Regions from separate parts of the Mus musculus genome. Here all the other regions are linked to region 3. Evidence: chromatin loops called from intact Hi-C (ENCODE). Cell type or tissue: left cerebral cortex. All regions are shown on one strand. Links, peaks and the distances in the headings refer to the core of each region. The heading gives the core; the rest is flanking DNA.

Region 1 (6,119 bases), core at 2,206-4,705, 190 kb after region 3:
AAATATATTATTTTATATAAGGAACATCAGTGTTCTTGTATTGCAGCTATATAGGCACCTGATCCAAGTCCCACAGGTACTGAAGGGCAATACTAATGCAAATTCTTAGACATTAGGAATTAATTTATTTTAAAAACAGACACTGTATAGAGAATATCTTATGTCTGCATGCACGTGACACCTGTCAATAATAAATATAATGGCCTATGGCTTAGGCAGAAAATAGGAGGTGGAACATCCAGGAGGAGAAAGAATTTTAGGATAAAGCCAAGTGGGATATTTGGCTCAGAAGATGTGATGAGATGGGCACATGGTACCTGATCACAGGTAACTAGCCAAGTGGAAGATTGTAGGTTAAAATAATTGGGCTATTTTAGTTATGATCTAGTCAGAGTAGAGCCTAACTATATGGCCAAGGTATATGTAAACATATTTTGAGTTTGAGTCTTATTTCTGGGAGCATTAGGCTGGAAGGAAGAACTGGACTGAATCACTACAGGAAACAATATTTAGGTGTTAAAAATGTTATTTCCAAGTGACTTTAGAGAATGCATCTTCTTGGGAGGTGGGTTACAATCTTCAGTGCAAAACAAAGTCCTTAACATACTTCTGCCACTTTTGTTCTGCATACTTATGTAAAGAAGCGTTCCTGGCATTGGCAATTACAAAATAGTAAAAATTTTGTGTGCAGTAAAAGTGTTACCCCAGAAGGCTGCCTGCTGCATCAAGGGCTTCCAAGTTCCAGTGGCCACATCTTGAAAGCAGGGTAACATGAAGGCTTCTTTAGGCTTTCCCTTCATGACTCCATTTACCTGAGAACTCTATGACTGCAGACATATAGGTACATAAAATATGCATAAACCCAAACATTTATGAATAGAAAACAAAGTTTATTTTAAAGTTATTTAGTATACACATTTTACTATTTACTTAGGAGAAAAGCAAATTCAAACACTAATGAGGTAGATTCTTTTCTTTTCTTTTCTTTTCTTTTTTTTTTTTTTCTTGTTTTTGGTGGGGGACAGGGTTTCTCTGTGTAGCTCTGGTGATCCTGGAACTTACTCTGTAGATCAGGATGGCCCAGGATCCTCAGAGATCTGCCTGTCTCTGCCCACCAAGTTCTGGGATTTAAGGTGTGTACTACCACTATACAGCATGCTTGTTTATTTTTACATAAAGAATTAAACCTTGGGAGAATATTTGGCATAGCAGGGCACAGAGCATCTTTGATGTCTTTAGATTTGGCTGAAATTTTTTTTATTAGATATTTTCCTCATTTACATTTCCACTGCTATCCCAAAAGTCCCCCATACCCTCCCCCCCCTCCCCTACCCACCCACTCCCACTTTTTGGCCCTGGTGTTCCCCTGTACTGGGGCATATAAAGTTTGCAAGTCCAATGGGCCTCTCTTTGCAGTGATGGCCGACTAGGCCATCTTTTGATACATATGCAGCTAGAGTCAAGAGCTCCGGGGTACTGGTTAGTTCATAATGTTGTTCCACCTATAGGGTTGCAGATCTATTTAGCTCCTTGGGTACTTTCTCTAGCTCCTCCATTGGGGGCCTTGTGATCCATCCAATAACTGACTGTGAGCATCCACTTATGTGTTTGCTAGGCCCCGGCGTAGTCTCACAAGAGACAGCTATATCAGGGTCCTTTCAGCAAAATCTTGCTAGTGTATGCAATGGTGTCAGCGTTTGGAGGCTGATTATGGGATGGCTCCCTGGATATGGCAGTCTCTAGATGGTCCATCCTTTCTTCTCTGGCTGAAATTTTTATTAATTTGTAATTGTTAATGCCAAGGATGCTTCTTTACATAAATATGCAGAACAAAAGTGGCAGAAGTATGTTAAGGACTATTTTGAGATAGGGTCTCACTGTAACCATGACTGGTCTGGAACTCAACACGTAGACCATGATGGCCTTGAGTTGCACAGATCAGCCTGCCTTTGCCTCTCAAGTACTGAGACTACAAGCATATGCCACCATGCCTGGCTCAACTAACAGTTGCTGTTGTGGTGGTAGTGGTGCTGCTGCTGCTGGTGATGGTTATTTTTGTTGTTCTCTTTATGAAACTTAAGCAAACAACTCAAAGAGCAATCTTAGAAGTTAGGCGATCTAATGCAGCGCACTACGGAAGCTAAGCTTGACTATCTGACGCTCATGTGCTAAGGAATAGTGGAAGAAAAATGCTAAGTATTAGTTTGGCTGTGCTTGCATGCATCAGAAAGTGTTATGTATGTACCATGAAAACACTGCACAGAATGTTTTAGCTTGAATGCATTAAGAATAAACTTAGAGTCAGGAAGCTCCACCCACCACAGGACCTTAACTGAGGAGCTATGAACATTGTTGGCCCTCTGCTGGGCACGTTTGTACTCAGAGCTGAGGAATCTCAAGGAGTGTTTTCTGGTTCCGTGTGGCATGGTGGTGTGTGCCATAGCAGGACAAAGTGTGCATGTTATGTGCTTAGAAATGAAAACTGCAGTGTGGTTGCAGGACCAGCACTGTCAGAACACCTCTGATTCATTATGTTTTACCTTGATTTTTCTTGGTCATCTTGTGTCTAGAAACCTTTTACAATTGCCAGAATTTTACCTGTGGAGTCATAGCCCACAGGCTAAGAAGCTTACGATGATGAGGGTGCATGCCTGTAACTCTAGCACTTGGGAGGAGAGTGGAGGCACGTGGAATAGTTCCAGGTTCAGTTACAGGGAGTGAGGGGGGGCAGCCTGGGCTATATGAGACTGTTTCACAAGGTGACCACAACAAAACAACACAGAAGAATCTGGGTAATAGATTGTATGTAATATGTTTTGAATGAGAATTTTATGAGACCATTCTCAAAAGATGTTTAGCTCACTGCCCAATGTTGTAAATGTTCCAAACACATCAGAGGCTAGAACTGTCCTTATTTGACTAAAAGCTCCCAGGCCTGAGGACTTTCTTGTCAGTCTCTGTGTCTTCAGCATGCAGCACCCATCAGGGACCAAACTAAACACTCAACAAATATTGTTGCATCAGCATCTGCTGGGAATCGTGAGTAGTAAACTATAAAGTTCTATGAAACTGACACCCAGCAATTATCCCATTATTACTGAAAACTCTTTTGTATATGAGAAAAACATAGATTTCCATACTATATAATGTTTTGTAAATTCACAGGACAGTGTCCTATTCATACCATCTGGCCAGAAAGAGTGGGTAATGTTTTCTATACAAGCTCTGTCTGCAGTGCATCCTGACCCAGAAAACAGTTTTGACAAATGCCATCTTGTGTATCCATGTATGAACTCTGGGTGTGAATTGATGCTGCCTTGGTTGAGAAAACTGAAACACAGAGAGGTTGTAGCATGGAGATATTGTCCTGACCAAAAAGGCTTATTATTAACATGTGATATATGCAAAGCCATACGATATGTGTCAAATGAAAAGAAGGGCTGGAAATGACTTCAAATTGCACTTTCAGCCTTAGGATTTTCAGGCAGAAAGTAGGTTGCACTTTTAAACGTGCCCACCAGAGGGCCAATCATGTTCATAGCTCCTCAGTTATGGTCCTGTGATGGGTGGAGCTTCCTGACTCTAAGTTTAGTATTAATGCATTCAAGCTAAAACATTTTGGTGCCTCATGTGAGGAATTTATCACACTGTGTGAGGAATCCTTAATGACTTAGTTTAAGCATTTTTGAGCACCAGATGTGAGGAAAGAGTAGCCCTCCTTCATAGGAGCACATCTGGATGATCCTTTGTTGGGGATGCGAATTTTGGATGTTGCAGTTGCCAAAAGAGACAGAAGCTCTGAATCTCCCCAAGGATCCCACTTTGTCTGGCTAGAGTGGTGAAAGTTGACGAGATGAAGGGAAATTTGGGCATCTTAGGCTGGTCTGATCTGGTCAATCTTAGGAGCAGGGATCCATGCTCTATAAGTTCCCTTCCAGCCCTAACTCTCTTATTTACTTATTTCTCTTTCTTTATCAAGACCAGCCTGATTCTACTTCGAATCCTGTCACAAAGAAAGAGCTCAGCTTTCCCTAAAGTGGCTGCTTTTTCACTTTCTTTGTCCCCCAAATATCACAGGAAAGCACAACAGTTAAGAAAATTTCTTAAAGAAGTTGAAACAAAAACACTAAAGCAAACCTGCAAACTTTCATTTTTGGGAACACCATATATGCACAGTTCCTAAAGGGCCTCCTTTTCCAGTAGCCATTTTCATGGTGCAGGACAGCAGTCCTTTCACTTCCTGCTACATCAGTAAACAGATCTCTTCCTGCTCTTCCCTGAGGTTGCCTGGCTGGCCCATCTATAGCAATACGCTCAGATTTCACCTTAAAAATATTCTGGCTTTTCAATAATTTTGGATGCAAAGGATGGACATAATGCTTCTCTGATGATAAATATATAATGCTTAAAAAGTGCTTAGTTTTATTTATATAAACTTAAAAGCTTTAAAAATGTTTAACTATTGGAGATTCTTAAATAAGAAAATTTCAAAACTGATTCTTAGTTATCTGCTATCCCTCATGGAGCTTCCCAACAGGCTCACAGACCTTGCCACCACCAGGCCTTAAAATAAGTATCTGAGTGTGGTAGTTTGATGACAATGGCCTCCTTATATGTTTGAAGGCTTGGTTTCAAGTTAGCTGAACTGTTGGGAAGGATTGGGTGGTGTGGCCCAGTTTGAGGAGATGTGTCACTGGTGGTAGGCTTTGAGATTTCTAAAGCAATCACCAGGCTCAATCTTTCTCTGCTTCCTGGCTACAGATCAGGATGTAAGCTCGCAATTACTGATCTGGTGTCTTCCTGCCTGCCACTATGCTCCCACCACAATGATAATGGACTAACTCCCTGAAATTATAAGCAAGCCTCAAATTAAATGCTTTCTTCTATAAACTGCTTTGGTTATGGTGTCTCTTCATAAGCAGTAAATTGTAGGCACTAAAAAGAAAAAAAAAAAAGCTCCAATTCTAACAATAGCCCTAAGGGCTCAGGGTGTTTCAAATGTAAGAACCACAAGACCATTCCTTTCCTAGAGCAGATAGGCTTTTCACTAAGAGAAGTAAACTCATAAACAGCTTTTAATGAGAAAGTAAACTCAAAATTATCATGCTGTTGCTATTGAATTAAAAATTACTTTTTACTAGTTTGTTGCACTCTAATGATGAAAAGAAAATTACCTTTTCAGTAACTACTCTCAATGATCAAACACCTATGGGTTGATTAGGGTTTCTTGGGGCAGTGGTTCTCAACCTCCTTGACATTGCTGAAGGAATGGTTCTGATGCTAAGGTCCTGTTCCCCAATTGGTTCTTGATCTGTCAGTAAAAAAGTCATGGGACAATTGCTAGGTAGAAGGAATAGGCAGGACTTACAGGTCCCTGGAGGCAAGAGACAGATACAAGGGGGGGGGGGGGGAGAAGGGGAGAGGGGAGGGAAGGGGGGGAGAGTTCACCATGCTTCTGATGGAGAAAAGGTGACCAGTCATGTAAGATCTCAAATGGAGTAGCCACACAGGCTGCTCCTACAGGCAGGTGGTAAAGGGTGTTTAGCAGGCACTGGATACAACTGAGGTGTGGAGATAAGAATATTGATAATGGCACTCTTTCCCAGGCAGGAGATAAACAGCACCCAGCAATTGTGTCAAAGGCAAGTAGAAATTGAATAACTGTGTGTGTCTGTGTCCTTTATCTGTAAATTCAAGGGAAGCTGGATAGGGGCTGGTAGCATGGCCCTTTCCCAGATCTTAGGCAGGGCAGCAAAGCTACATGAAACAGATGGCACCCAATGTGGAAGTCGAGAATCCACTATTCATTTAGGAGTTCTCAGACTGATCACACACACAGTGATAAAGGTCTAGGAAGAGGGGAGAATTGTTTTCTTATTAAGCTGAGCAGAGTGAGTCATGTGATGGCTCCAGTGTGCAGGAAACTTAAACAAAGGAACACAGGGAAAGCCTTAGCTCACAGATCTTCTGCTGTGAAAAGACGCAGGATGACTGCTCTGAGGCAGAGAGCCAGACAGAAAAAACTGCCTGATTCCTACAAGCAGATAATCAAAATATAGGGATAAATAAAATTTAATTCCATTGTTTTTAAAGTAGAAGTGAGTATAATAGTAATTGTT
Region 2 (6,119 bases), core at 2,015-4,514, 210 kb after region 3:
AGTATAATAGAAAGACTTCTAGGCATAGTCACTGATCAAGCATGGGTTTGCTCAGCTATGGCCAAACAAACAAACAAATAAAAAACCAGAAAATATGTCATCATGAAATCTGTCCTATGTCACAGTGTGTCCCACAGTATATCCCTCTGTCCACACATCTTCACTTGCAAATGCTAATTGCAATGAGTCATTGGTCTTGCTTGAGGTATCTCCCATCTGTGACTCCATCCAAATTGGATCCTCGCCAGATCTCCACCTGATTATCTTGTTGTTGTCCTGTGTCAGGAAGATCCCGCAGCTTTGAATCAGCAGGACTGTCCCTTTCCTGTGTCCCAGTTGTCCATAGATGGTGTAGAATTTGGGGTGGGCCAACTTAGAACCCTGGATCTAGTAGCTGAGCTGGTCAGCCCACCTGCTCTTCTTTATCTGCACCACCAGGGTGATATAACCACCAGGGCAAGAAAAACAAGAAGAGATAATGAAGAGGTCAACTCAGAGCCTTTGGAAAATTCCACTGGACCCCTCCCCTCCTGGAAGAGACAGGTCAGAGAGCACACAGGCCAGAAGGGAGAGGCTGAGTAAGCCCCTACTACCTCATTTCCTAAAGACCAATCAGTTTAAAGGGTGTATTGTTCTGCCAATCATATTGTGCCTAGTTGCTGATGCTCTATTCCGCCCCTGGAAACTGTATAAAAAACTTTCTGAATGGGCTGCCGGGGGTCACCACCTCTCCTTTGGATCTGGGACAAGCCCAGTGTGCTGGAACAATAAATTCCTCTTGTTTTTTTCATTGATTCCTGGCTCTGAGTGGTTCACTCAGAGGGTCCCCTGTAAGCTAAGGCTCCCCAGAGTCTTACAATAACACTCAAAAAGAATAAGCAGAAGAAAATAATCAAACTCAGGGATGAAATCAATTAATTAGAAACAACAACTAAAAAAAAATTACAAAGACTCAATGAAGTGACAAGTTAGTTCTTTGAGAAAATTAACAAACTTTTAGGCAAATTAACCTAAACCTGAATAGCAGGCAATAGGGCGAGAAGAACTCAAATACCCATCTTTGAAAGAAACACATCTCTAAAATTGCACGTGTAGATAAACAGGCCTCGCACTCATGAAGGAAAGAAAAATGTATGTTCAACAGTATTTTTTATTTTCTTATTTTATAAACATTATTATTAAAAAGCTTGTAAATAAATAAAACCACCACAAAACATTAATTATTTTAATATGAACCCAATGCAGTCTAGCTGCTTCCTTGCACTGCTATGGCTTAACAGTGTCTGTGCGAGACGGAGACAGGATAGTTTAAAGTTTTCTGAGGTTTCCCCTGCCTGTCGGAGCTGAATACTCTTCGTCTTATCTTGAAAAGGCAAACATTTACAAAGCTATCCTAGGAAACGCTTGGCAAGCTGTCCAGTTAAATTATAAAACACCATTGTTTAGTGAAGAAAAATGACTAACGGCTACACATATCTGAGTCTATAAATGTGGTTAAGCTGCAATAGAAACAATTTTTTTCAGAGATCACAGAACCTAGAGACCACCCAGAGGTGTCACATAGGCAGAGCCTTTAGACATTTATGTATGTTTCACTTAACTATTTTGTTTTCTGTTTCATGCTGTAATCTTTACGTTCTAGAACACAACATTAATCACATTAAAAACAAAATAAAATGTATCAGGAAAAGGCAGCCTATTTCCTGTGTCTTTGCCCAGGGTAGCTCTGCAACATGAAGCCATTTTTCTTGTTCTAGTGCAGCTCTTGCGTACCACAGCAAGACAGAGCATTCTTCACTAGGAAACTGATGTCATACTTGCAGCTGTTTCTCTGGAGCAGCTGGGGCTTTTGAGCCGTTTACCGTTTGCTGTGTCAGCCTGGGGCCTCCTTAGATGGTAAATTCCCTTAGCAGCAGGCAGCAGTGCTAAGTTGGCTTCTGCTTTGGCAGCCTGGAGAGCTTGGAAGAAAAGCCGAGTTAAACTGACCTGACAGAATAGTCTTCCAAAGAATATCTTTTCATAATTTTATCCATGTTTTAAAATTGAATTTAATAATTTTAATCGTTTTAATAATTTAACCGATGGCTTATCTCATAATGCGATGCTGTCTTCACCCCTCAGCACCCCTTCTGTTTCAAAATGAGTTCTGGAAGTCTGTGGAAGCCTAATCTGTCAGCACTCACTAATCCCCAGGATCAGCTCTCACAAAGAAGAAACCTTGAGTGATCTTCAGGGAGATTAGGTAGGAGGAGGTTTAACTATACCAATGCAGCCAGTACCTAGAGCAGGATGGAGGCCAGAGAAGATGGTGACCTTGCGTCCTGGAACTCCATCTCTGTTCTGTGCAGGCAATGCGAGGACCCAGACCCCAGATACTCACCATACATGGTGGTGCGGATAGCAGAGGCAGAGATGAGGGCCTATCATCGTTTCTTGGGGAGCTGCACCAGCCTGGAATACAGAGCAAATAAAGGTAATGCTGTGTTTGCATTTTTCCCCATTTATCCTCATTGCTACTACAATCATGGCTTAACTAAGAAATTTCAGAATTAAATTTAAAGATTTTTTTTTTTACAACTATGTTTTCTTGTTAAAAAGAGTTTTAAAGAAGCACCAATTAGCTATTATAATCCTGGAAGTAGTCATTTATTGAGATAGATTCACAATAAAAATAGATGATCAGCTGAAAGAACCAGGTGATGAGATAGCATGTTGCAGCCGAGAAGGCTTATTTTCAAAGCACAGATGTGTGTGTAGATCTATATGCATATTGAATATCACCGACCAATGTGATAACTAGTTCATCATGGTAAAAGGATAGCATTTTTAATTTTTTTGTTCAGGTACACTTTCTATTTAAAAAGAAATGTATTGCTCTTATATAATGAAAGTAAGAATACACATGATTAAGTTGACGGGCTGAAGGAAAGTGTTGAGTCTGGAGGATTCTTGTTAGACATGTGATCTAGTAACACATTGATGCGGTGAGTGGGAAGGGTAGCACTTCTCCTGCGTGGGCTCTGAGGAGTCCTCTCTGTCTCTCTCAAGGACTTGGAAGCTAGCAAGGCAGATGCTGTTAACTGTAGTACTTGCTTGCTTTCAGGGGTTCTGCTCTGTGGAAGGCCTGCCTGCTGCTCCTGTGGACAGGAGAGCTTTCCTGTGAGCCCCTTGGAGGGCTTCCCTGCTAGGAGGCTTTTTTTTTTTCTCTGAAAATGTTTATGTTACATTTATTCTTCTTTGGTCATGGATTAAACCCAGTGCCTCTGTTGCTCTAGTCTTCTTCTTCTTCTTCTTCTTCTTCTTCTTCTTCTTCTTCTTCTTCTTCTTCTTCTTCTTCTTCTTCTTCTTCTTCTTCTTCTTTTATTTTTGGTTTTTCGAGACAGGGTTTCTTTGTATAGCCCTGGCTGTCCTGGAACTCACTCTGTAGACCAGGCTGGCCTCGAACTCAGAAATCCGCCTGCCTCTGCCTCCCGAGTGCTGGGATTAAAGGTGTGCGCCACCATCACCCGGCTTCTAGTTTCTTCTTTAATACTTAATCTGTTTCCTTGAATCGAGTGAATTATTAAAAGAAGTGTACTTCTCTGGTAAATTCAGTATTGCTTTCTTTCTTTCTTTTTTTTTTCACAGCATGTGAGTAATATTTTTTTTTAAAATTTTTAATTGGGTATTTTCCTCATTTACATTTCCAGTGCTATCCCGAAAGTCCTCCATACTCCCCCCCCCCCCCACTCCCCTACTCACCCACTCCCACTTCTTGGCCCTGGCGTTCCCCTGTACTGAGGCATATGAAGTTTGCCCGACCAATGGGCCTCTCTTTCCACTGATGGCCGGCTGGGCCATCTTCTGATACATACGCAGCTAGAGACATGAGCTTCGGGGGTACTGGTTAGTTCATATTGTTGTTCCACCTAAAGGGTTGCAGATCTATTTAGCTCCTTGGGTACTTTCTCTAGCTCCTCCATTGGGCCTCCTGTGATCCATCCAATAGCTGACTGTGAGCATCCACTTCTGTATTTGCTAGGCCCCGGCATAGTCTCATAAGAGACAGCTATATCTGGGTCCTTTCAGCAAAATCTTGCTAGTGTGTGCAATGGTGTCTGCGTTTGGTGGCTGATTATGGGATGGATCCCTGGATATGGTAGTCTCTAGATGGTCCATCCTTTTGTCTCAGCTCCAAACTTTGTCTCTGTAACTCCTTCCATGGGTGTTTTGTTCCCAATTCTAAGAAGGGGCAAAGTGTCCACACTTTGGTCTTTGATCTTCTTGAGTTTCATGTGCTTTGTATCTTGTATCTTGGGTATTCTAAGTTTCTGGGCTAATATCCACTTATCAGTGAGTACATATCATGTGAGTTCTTTTGTGATTGGGTTACCTCACTCAGGATGATGCCCTCCAGGTCCATCCATTTGGCTAGGAATTTCATAAATTCATTCTTTTTAATAGCTGAGTAGTACTCCATTGTGTAGATGTACCACATTTTCTGTATCCATTCCTCTGTTGAGGGGCATCTGGGTTCTTTCCAGCTTCTGGCTATTATAAATAAGGCTGCTATGAACATAGTGGAGCATGTGTCCTTCTTACCGGTTGGGACATCATCTGGGTATATGCCCAGGAGAGGTATTGCGGGATCCTCCGGTAGTACTATGTCCAATTTTCTGAGGGACCGCCAGTGTTGCTTTCTGATGGATGTCATTCCTTCAGATGCTGTATTCTGTACAAGCCTCTGTACTTGTAAAGGGCATAGGTAAGTGTCACAGTATATTTGCTAGTCAGACTTTGCTTTCATACTTAAAATATGCATTTGCTCCACTGTACACCACACAAAATATAGGTCTCAAATTCAAATATCAATCTTTGCCCTAAGTTTACTAAAATTAATTGCACTAATTTTACAGGTTGTTAATTCTACAGTTAGCTGTGAGAAGAGGATGTATTTTGAGAGAATGAGAGAAACTTCTTAGGGAGTTAAGCAGAGCTAAGACTGATATATTCCTCAGGCTGTTAACCCTAACTGTCACAGAAGAAATGTTAGGCCCAAAGCTGACATTGCCTGAGGCTTCAATTTCCAGAAATATTTGTGTACATCTAGATAATGATTTTTATTGAGTACTATGAGAAACAGTCTAGTAGACAGCCCCCAGACAGCATCTTTGTTGCTCAGTTCTATACACAACAGGAAAGAACAGAACCTGTGTAGAGACTAGGAACCAGTGTGTGCTCCATTCCAGGCAGAATCAACAGCATTAAGTTTTTACGTTTTTAATGTTAGAAATGTAGAATATTTGCCCCATTGAATTGGAATCTGCATTTTATTTTTCATTCATTAATTAATTTACTCATTCACTTTACACACCACCCGTGGCCACTCTTTCCTCTCCTCCCAGTCCCACCTTCACCCCCTCGCCCATTCTCCCCTCCCCTTTTCCTTAGAGAAGGGGAGCAGCCCCCCCGCAACACACCATGACGCATCAAGTCTCATCAGGACCAGGTATATCCTCTCTCACTGAGACCAGACCACGCACGGCCCAGCTAGGCAATTCTGTTGCATTTTATTTTTTCATTCAAGAAATTTTCATACAATGTATTTTGATCATATTTCCCCTTCCCAACTATCCCCATATCCTCTCTGCCTCCCTACCCTATCCTCCCAACTTCATGTATTCTCTTTCAAAAACAAACAACAAAAATCAAAAATCAAAACAAATGACTAATAAAAAATCCAACAAAATTAAAAGAAACAAAAATCCAACAACAACAAGTACTATTACGAGTAATACTACTACAGAAACACATGAAGATTTCTATGAAATGTAATACGGTGGGTGGTGCTGGTGGTGGTACATATGGTACCTGGTGATTCCATGACAAGAAAGAAAAATCACACTCCTGAGAAATCACACCATTCAACAGACCTGGTATAAGGGAGGTTTATATAGGGAAAGTGAGGGGAGTGAGGATCTGGAGAAGGGTTAGAGGCAGACAGAGCCACAAGGGCAGAGAAGAGGGAACAGAGGAAGACAGAACACAGAGAGAAGAAAGAGGTGGTGGTGATGGTAGTGGTGGTGATGGTAGTGGTGAAGAAGGAGGAGGAGGAGGAAGAGGAGGAGAGATCAAGCAGC
Region 3 (6,119 bases), core at 1,861-4,360:
AGCAAAACAAGAGAGTGAACATTTGTAACCCCAGCACTCCATAAGCTGAGTCAGGAGGATCATTGTGAATTAGAGACTATTTTAATTTACATAGCAAGTTCCAGGTCAGCCAGGACTACAAAACAAGTCCCTGCTGTGAATGAGAGGGAGAAACGGAATTTTTTTTAAAAGATTTATTTATTACATGTAAGTACACTGTAGCTGTCTTCAGACACTCAGAAGAGGGAGTCAGATCTCGTTATGGATGGTTGTGAGCCACCATGTGGTTGCTGGGATTTGAACTCCAGACCTTCGGAAGAACAGTCGGATGCTCTTACCCACTGAGCCATCTCACCAGCCCGAAACAGAATTTTGACAGTTACTTTTTCTGCTAACAAAATTAGTTTTGGCTTATTACAACCAAACTAGCTATGGTGCCAATAAAATGCTCTGTGACCTGGGATTCTAAATAGCCTTTTAATATACAAAAACACTCGGAAGTCAATGATTTTTAACATAGTATTACACCAATTATTCAGAAATAGTTTTAGAAGCACCAACAAAACCTAATCACTTTGGTTTGAGACCAGGTATATTTCAGTCTGTATATTTCAGGCTTGATGCAAACTATAGTCCCCCATCCCCGTCCTGCAGTTACAGGCATGAACTCCACCCTTAAGAAGGTTTTCATTCTCCTTATTTTCCATTTGGTTTAGAATGTTTTGGATCATCTAAGATCAGTCAACTAAGGAGAACTCAGTGGCTAGCATGTGTGAGAAGGCCCTTGGTTCAGTCCTCAGTATCAAAGGAGAGTGTGCGTGTGGGAGAGGGTGTGCTGGAAGAATGAAAACTCTTGAAGATAATTAGCTATTCTGTTGTTGGACTCCCAAGTCTATGTTGCCCAGGATGGTCTTCAACTCCTAGGTCTACTGAGTATTGCTCTTACTTCAGTCTCCCAAATAACTGGAGCTGCCCACAGGGGATTCACCTTGAGCTTATGGGAGTATTTATAGCATGAAGAACAGAAATGTTAAAAACATCCAGCTGTCTTGTATCATTGTTGTAGTCACAACAGAAATGAAATCTTTTTTTTTTTGCATAAATGCTTGTGAGGACATTTTATTGACATTTTTCATTACAGAGTCCACACTTACATATTTGATAAAAGAGCTGTCCTAAATTTTCCAGGTAAGAGTAAATAAAGTGCATACAAGAATAAATGCTGCAACATATTTGCTAAGTATTTATTTTCCAAAGTCTTGACCTCTGACTCTTAATGAAATGGCAGGAAAACAAGGAAGTTAAAAAGCACACCGGAAAAGCATTAAGGTTTTGGCAATCTGGACGAAAGCCAGGAAAGTTTAAGATATAACTGATAGCTCTCAGAATATTGTTTTCTTCTTCCTGTTTAAAGACTAAGTCACAAGCTTTGTTTAAAGAAACTCAACTTATCAAATGGTAGGTAGTTCTTATTAAAGTATACTGGGTTGCATTTGTATATGTTAAGATCTGAATAACCTTAGTATACGAGTGACTATGTGTCCTGATCAGACAACTTCTTATTCTAACAGGCATCAGTACTTGGATTTTTAATATTAAGAGGGGCTGGAAGGATGGTTTAGCAGTGCTCTTGCAGAGGACCCAGGTTTGGTTTCCAGCACTCACAAGGCAGCTGACAACTTGAACCATCTAGAACTCCAGTTCCAGGAGATCTGACGCCCTCTTCTGGCCTTCGTTGGCACCGAACACAGGTGGGTGGGTACATGCTGGTCAAACACCCACACAGAATAAATCTTTAAAAAGTATATTAAGGCTGCTTTATTAAGTATATTATACCTGCTTTACTGAAGAAACTCAACTTTTCTGAGATAAAATGACAAAACCTAGCTGCACCATAAGTTTAAGAGATTTGGAAAACCACCTTTAATATCCTCCGTCTGGAAATGACTGGGCTTTCGGTTATCTTAATGTACAGTTTTCCAAACACACCTTCAACTCACTTATCAGAAACTTCTCAATTACCTGGGAGATTAATACACGAAATTGTGTGCCCCAAAAAGGGAAAACTAAGAAAGCTCATTCAAAAATCCAAAACCAAAAAACTTTTAGGTGAATAACCTCAAAATATCTTTTTTTTTAAAGGTAAAAGCCACCGTTTATATTTTTAGTGGCAAGGGATACATATTAAATCCTAATAAAGAAAAACAAAACACCAAACCATTATCAACCATCAACCATCTGGTGGTTGTGCCAGGTGTCAGCTGAGAACACTAACAGAAAAAAAAATTGACATGATTAAAATCCGCTAGAGCTGATATTGAAGCTTCTCAAATGTGGCCTTGTGGGTCATCCTTTACTACCTAAGGCTGGACAGAGCAGGCAAGGGCAACTTCGCAGAGCTGCGCGCTGTCCTACGCCAGGAGCTACGGGTTAGCCCCCACCCCCTGGCCTCTGCAGGGCACGCCCCCTTCCTACCCACCGCCCCGCTGCTCCCCTCCCTCGGCGCCCGCGTCCTCCAGGTCACCTTCAGGCGAGGGCGGGACTGCCTGGCACGGGCCACCCACCTACCACCCCCTGCCAATAAAAATTCGGAACTCGCCGGCCCGGCCCGCCTGCAGCGCCCAATCCCGGCCGCCCGAACGATCTTCGCCTCGGGTGCCCAGGGCTTGGGGGCGGGAACATTGGGAACTAAATTAAGAAGCAGAGGGCCCTGAGAAGGAAGCGGGCAGCCGGGTGGGGGCTCCCCCGGGACGGCCCGAGGCCGCGCTCCCGGTAAACAAAGGCTTCGCGGGGGCGGGTAACGGTCAGGTGACCACGCCCCGCATGTTTCGCAACTGTGCTGCTGGCTGCTATGGCCCCAGCACCCCGATCCTTATCCGTGCTAGGCGACAGCACTCACGGTCACCCCACGGAAACTCCAGGTCCGAGGCCGAAACACTCCGGCCGCTTCCACCCTAAGTGTATTGCTGCCGCGGGGCTCGTCCCTGCCCTGTCCCCACGCCCGAGGCCGCATCGGGCTTCTGGCAGCCAGGGACCTCGCCTCCCTCCCGCCGGTGCCGGGGATCAGCGCCGCGGTCGCATGCCGCTTGGAGCGGCCACCCTGGTACCTCTCGGCGCAGGCTGGAAGCGGCACGAGCGGCGACCCCCGTCCCTGCTGCGCCGGCGTCTCCTCGAGCCACCGCCAGTCTCTGCCACTGCTCACAACAAAGGAAACATGTGACCGTCGAGCCAAAACACTTAGCGTCACCCACCCTTGGCCAATGGGGGGGAGGCATCCGCCTTCCCGGAGCATTCTGGGAGACGTAGTTTTTACTGCCGGTGGGCTCTCAGGCCATCTGGGTTCCGCTAGAGGGCGGAAACCCAACCCCGGGCTGCTAATTCCAAACATTTATTTAAGGTAGAATAAGATTAAAGGAATGCATCTTGATCAAGACAGAAGTGGTATGTTGATTGTTTTCAAAGAGCCCTTTACATCCCAAAGCCAAAGCACAAGACCAGGACTTAGCCAACCTTAGAGCTTGGAATAAGGCTTGTTTTAATTACCATGTTCTAACACACTTGGGAAATCAGAGGGCCTGAGAGGTGGAGTGTACTAGAAGCCTGGTCATAATTGCAGAGGACGCTTTCTTTGTAAATCTGTCAAGGTCGCTATCAGAGCCTCAGTTACTTTTTAAATTTAATTTAATTTTTGTCTTAATCAGATGCAGGAGTTGAACAAAAATTGTAACAAACCTTTATTTTCCGAGGCACATGGAATCTTCTTCAAGATGTTTTGTTTCTAGGAGATTCCTTTTCAAGGATGGCCGTCCTCTGCTCTTGAAAATGTTTGGATAGTTCTGGCTTCTGACAAAAGTTACGTACTTCTTCCTTCTGCACTTCATTAAGACAGCCTTGCCTCCGTTAAAATTAGATGTGTTGCCACAAGGTAGAGAGAGAGGAGCAGAGTTGACAGGCAGGCCATTTGATAAGCTTTTAGGTCTCCTTTTCATGTTCTATTAACTTAAAAAAAGCCTACTGAGTACTTCCTGGGGCGCGGGGGTGGGGGGTGGAGTGGGGGGGACCTTTCTTTGACTTTTCTAAGATTTATGGCTAGGCCTGCAGTAAAACTGCTTGCCACTCTGGCTTGACCAGTTGGTGCTATCAGCTTAGAGAGTCCTTTCTTTGGTTTTCTCTTGTCAAAGCAAGAAGATTTATTTTCATATTCTCTCCTTCCTTCCCTCGTCCTTTTCCCCTCCTCCCCTCTTTTCCTCCTCCTTCCTTCTCTTCCCCTCTCTTCTCCACAAATTGATTTAAACAAGATACATAACTTGAAGGAAAACTATCTAGAATTCTTTTTAAATTGTCTATTATTATTATTATTATTATTATTATTATTATTATTAATTCTTTGTGTGTGTCTGTATTGGCTATCTGAGTGCTGGTAAAGATCAGAGTCATTGGGTCCCCCTGGAGCTGCAGGTGCTGGGAGCTGAAATCCAGATAGAGCAATAAGTGCTCTTAGCCATTAAGTCATTTCTTCAGCTCTATTTATTTAAAAATTTAAAATTTAAATATGTTTTGTCTGCGTCTGTGTACCATGTGCCTGCATGCAATGCCCATGGAGGCCAGAAGAAGGCACCAGATTCCCCAGCACTGGAGTTGGTTTCAGAGAGTGTGAGCTACCATGTAGGGATGCTGGAATTCTAGGCTTCATCCTCTCTCATAAAGCAGTCAGTGTTTTTAACAATGGGGTCATTGCTCCAGATCCTTTATTTAGGTTGCAAAACAGCGTCTTAATGTTTCTGAGGCTGACCTCTAATTCATTAGTGATAGAATTTTTATTTTATTTTATTTTATTTTATTTTTTATTTTTTGGAGGGAGATTTGAGAGAGAGAGAGAGAGGGAGAGAGAGAGAGAGAGAGATATGTTTGAACTTATTCGTTTTTCAGGCAAGCATTTTATTAATGCTTCAGCAAGCAGTACAGTAGGGCCCAAAGTGAGAAACTTAGTTTCACTCAAAGTAAAAAGCAAGGTGTCTATTCTTTTTTTTTTTTTAACAAATATTCTTTTTTTGTTTGTTTTTGTTTTTAAAGATTTACTTATTTATTGTATGCTTTAAATACACTGTAGCTGTCTTCAGACACTCCAGAAGAGGGTGCCAGATCTTGTTACGGATGGTTGTGAGCCACCATGTGGTTGCTGGGATTTGAACTCAGGTCCTTCAGAAGAGCAGTCAGTGCTCTTAACCGCTGAGCCATCTCTCCAGCCCCCGTCTATTCTTAAAGATTTCTGAGCGAAGGAGCATATTACATTGTAAGGAAGCTGGCTTAGTTGATATGTGGTCTATGCTCTACGAACAAGACAGAAGAATAGGGCTTATGTGACTTGGATCATATAAGGTCATGAGGTCACCCTTTCTATGGGAAGGGAGGTATGGTGTGATGGTTTGTATATGCTTGTCCTTAGGAGGCGTGGCCTTGTTGGGGTAGGTGTGTCACTGTGGGTGTGGGCTTAAGACCCTCATCTTAGCTTCCTGGAAGTCAGTATTCTGCTAGCAGCCTTCACATGAAGATGTGGAACTCTCAGCTCCTCCTGCACTTTGAGTACTAGGATTATGAGTCTATGCCCAGCCTGTGCACTGCTACGATGGAACCCTGGTTAATTGTTTTGTGCTGTTTGAGCTTACTAAGAAGCTGGCATTGGAAGTGGTGTTCCTTCCCTCCCAACTCAGACCCAGGCATGGTTGTCTAAAGTGTCTTCCAGGGTCCCTTGTCTGAGATGATGTTCCGAGGGAGGGAAGAGAACAGTGAAACAGCCCAAAAATAAACCATAAAAGTCACGGTTTCCTTGAAAACAGCTAGAAAGTGAGCCACCTCCAAGAGAGGTTACAGTGGGAAAAGGAAGTTGGAAGTTCAGCCATAGCAAGCTCATTCAGTGGAGACAAAGCTCAGGTTGGAACTCCAGCTGACTGCCTCGACTTCCCCAGTTGGTTTCTTCTGGATTTGTGACTTCCCATTTTGATGATACTATCTCTATATGCTTTTTTTCATCATTATTTTTTAAAAAGGTTTATTTGTTTGTGATACACACACACATATATATGTATGTATTTTGTCCACGTGTATGTCTGCACATACATACATCTGAGAAGAGGGCATCA

Evidence for each region. A loop is a pair of places that touch in the nucleus more often than their neighbours do. Peaks named below come from ENCODE experiments on the same cell type or tissue, not always from the same donor. Only the 100,000 strongest peaks of a DNase experiment are listed, where the experiment ranks them.
Region 1: a loop joins it to region 3, with 2.3 times the contacts of the local background. A loop is called at or near these places in 12 of 42 quality-filtered maps.
Region 2: it touches region 3 in a loop (2.4-fold over the local background); 3 of 42 quality-filtered maps call a loop at or near these places.

What each region holds. Positions count from the first base shown.
Region 1 is chr16:19,904,728-19,910,846 of GRCm38, reverse strand. No RefSeq gene overlaps it. Among named protein-coding and RNA genes, the nearest start is that of A930003A15Rik, 24 kb to the right of the region's middle. In left cerebral cortex, for the core only: CTCF peaks have their summits at 2,339 (motif pointing left) and 3,508; a DNase peak (open chromatin) is centred at 3,518.
Region 2 is chr16:19,880,047-19,886,165 of GRCm38, reverse strand. A930003A15Rik (RIKEN cDNA A930003A15 gene) reads left to right here and starts at 1,892. Exons shown (of 3, transcript NR_027896.1): 1 at 1,892-2,242; 2 at 2,349-2,473. In left cerebral cortex, for the core only: no CTCF peak of the experiment used is centred there; DNase peaks (open chromatin) are centred at 2,188 and 2,997; H3K27ac peaks cover 516 bases.
Region 3 is chr16:20,094,639-20,100,757 of GRCm38, reverse strand. Klhl24 (kelch-like 24) reads right to left here and starts at 3,204. Exons shown (of 8, transcript NM_029436.3): 1 at 3,087-3,204. In left cerebral cortex, for the core only: a CTCF peak has its summit at 3,332 (motif pointing right); DNase peaks (open chromatin) are centred at 2,620 and 3,244; H3K4me3 peaks cover 1,650 bases; H3K27ac peaks cover 1,526 bases.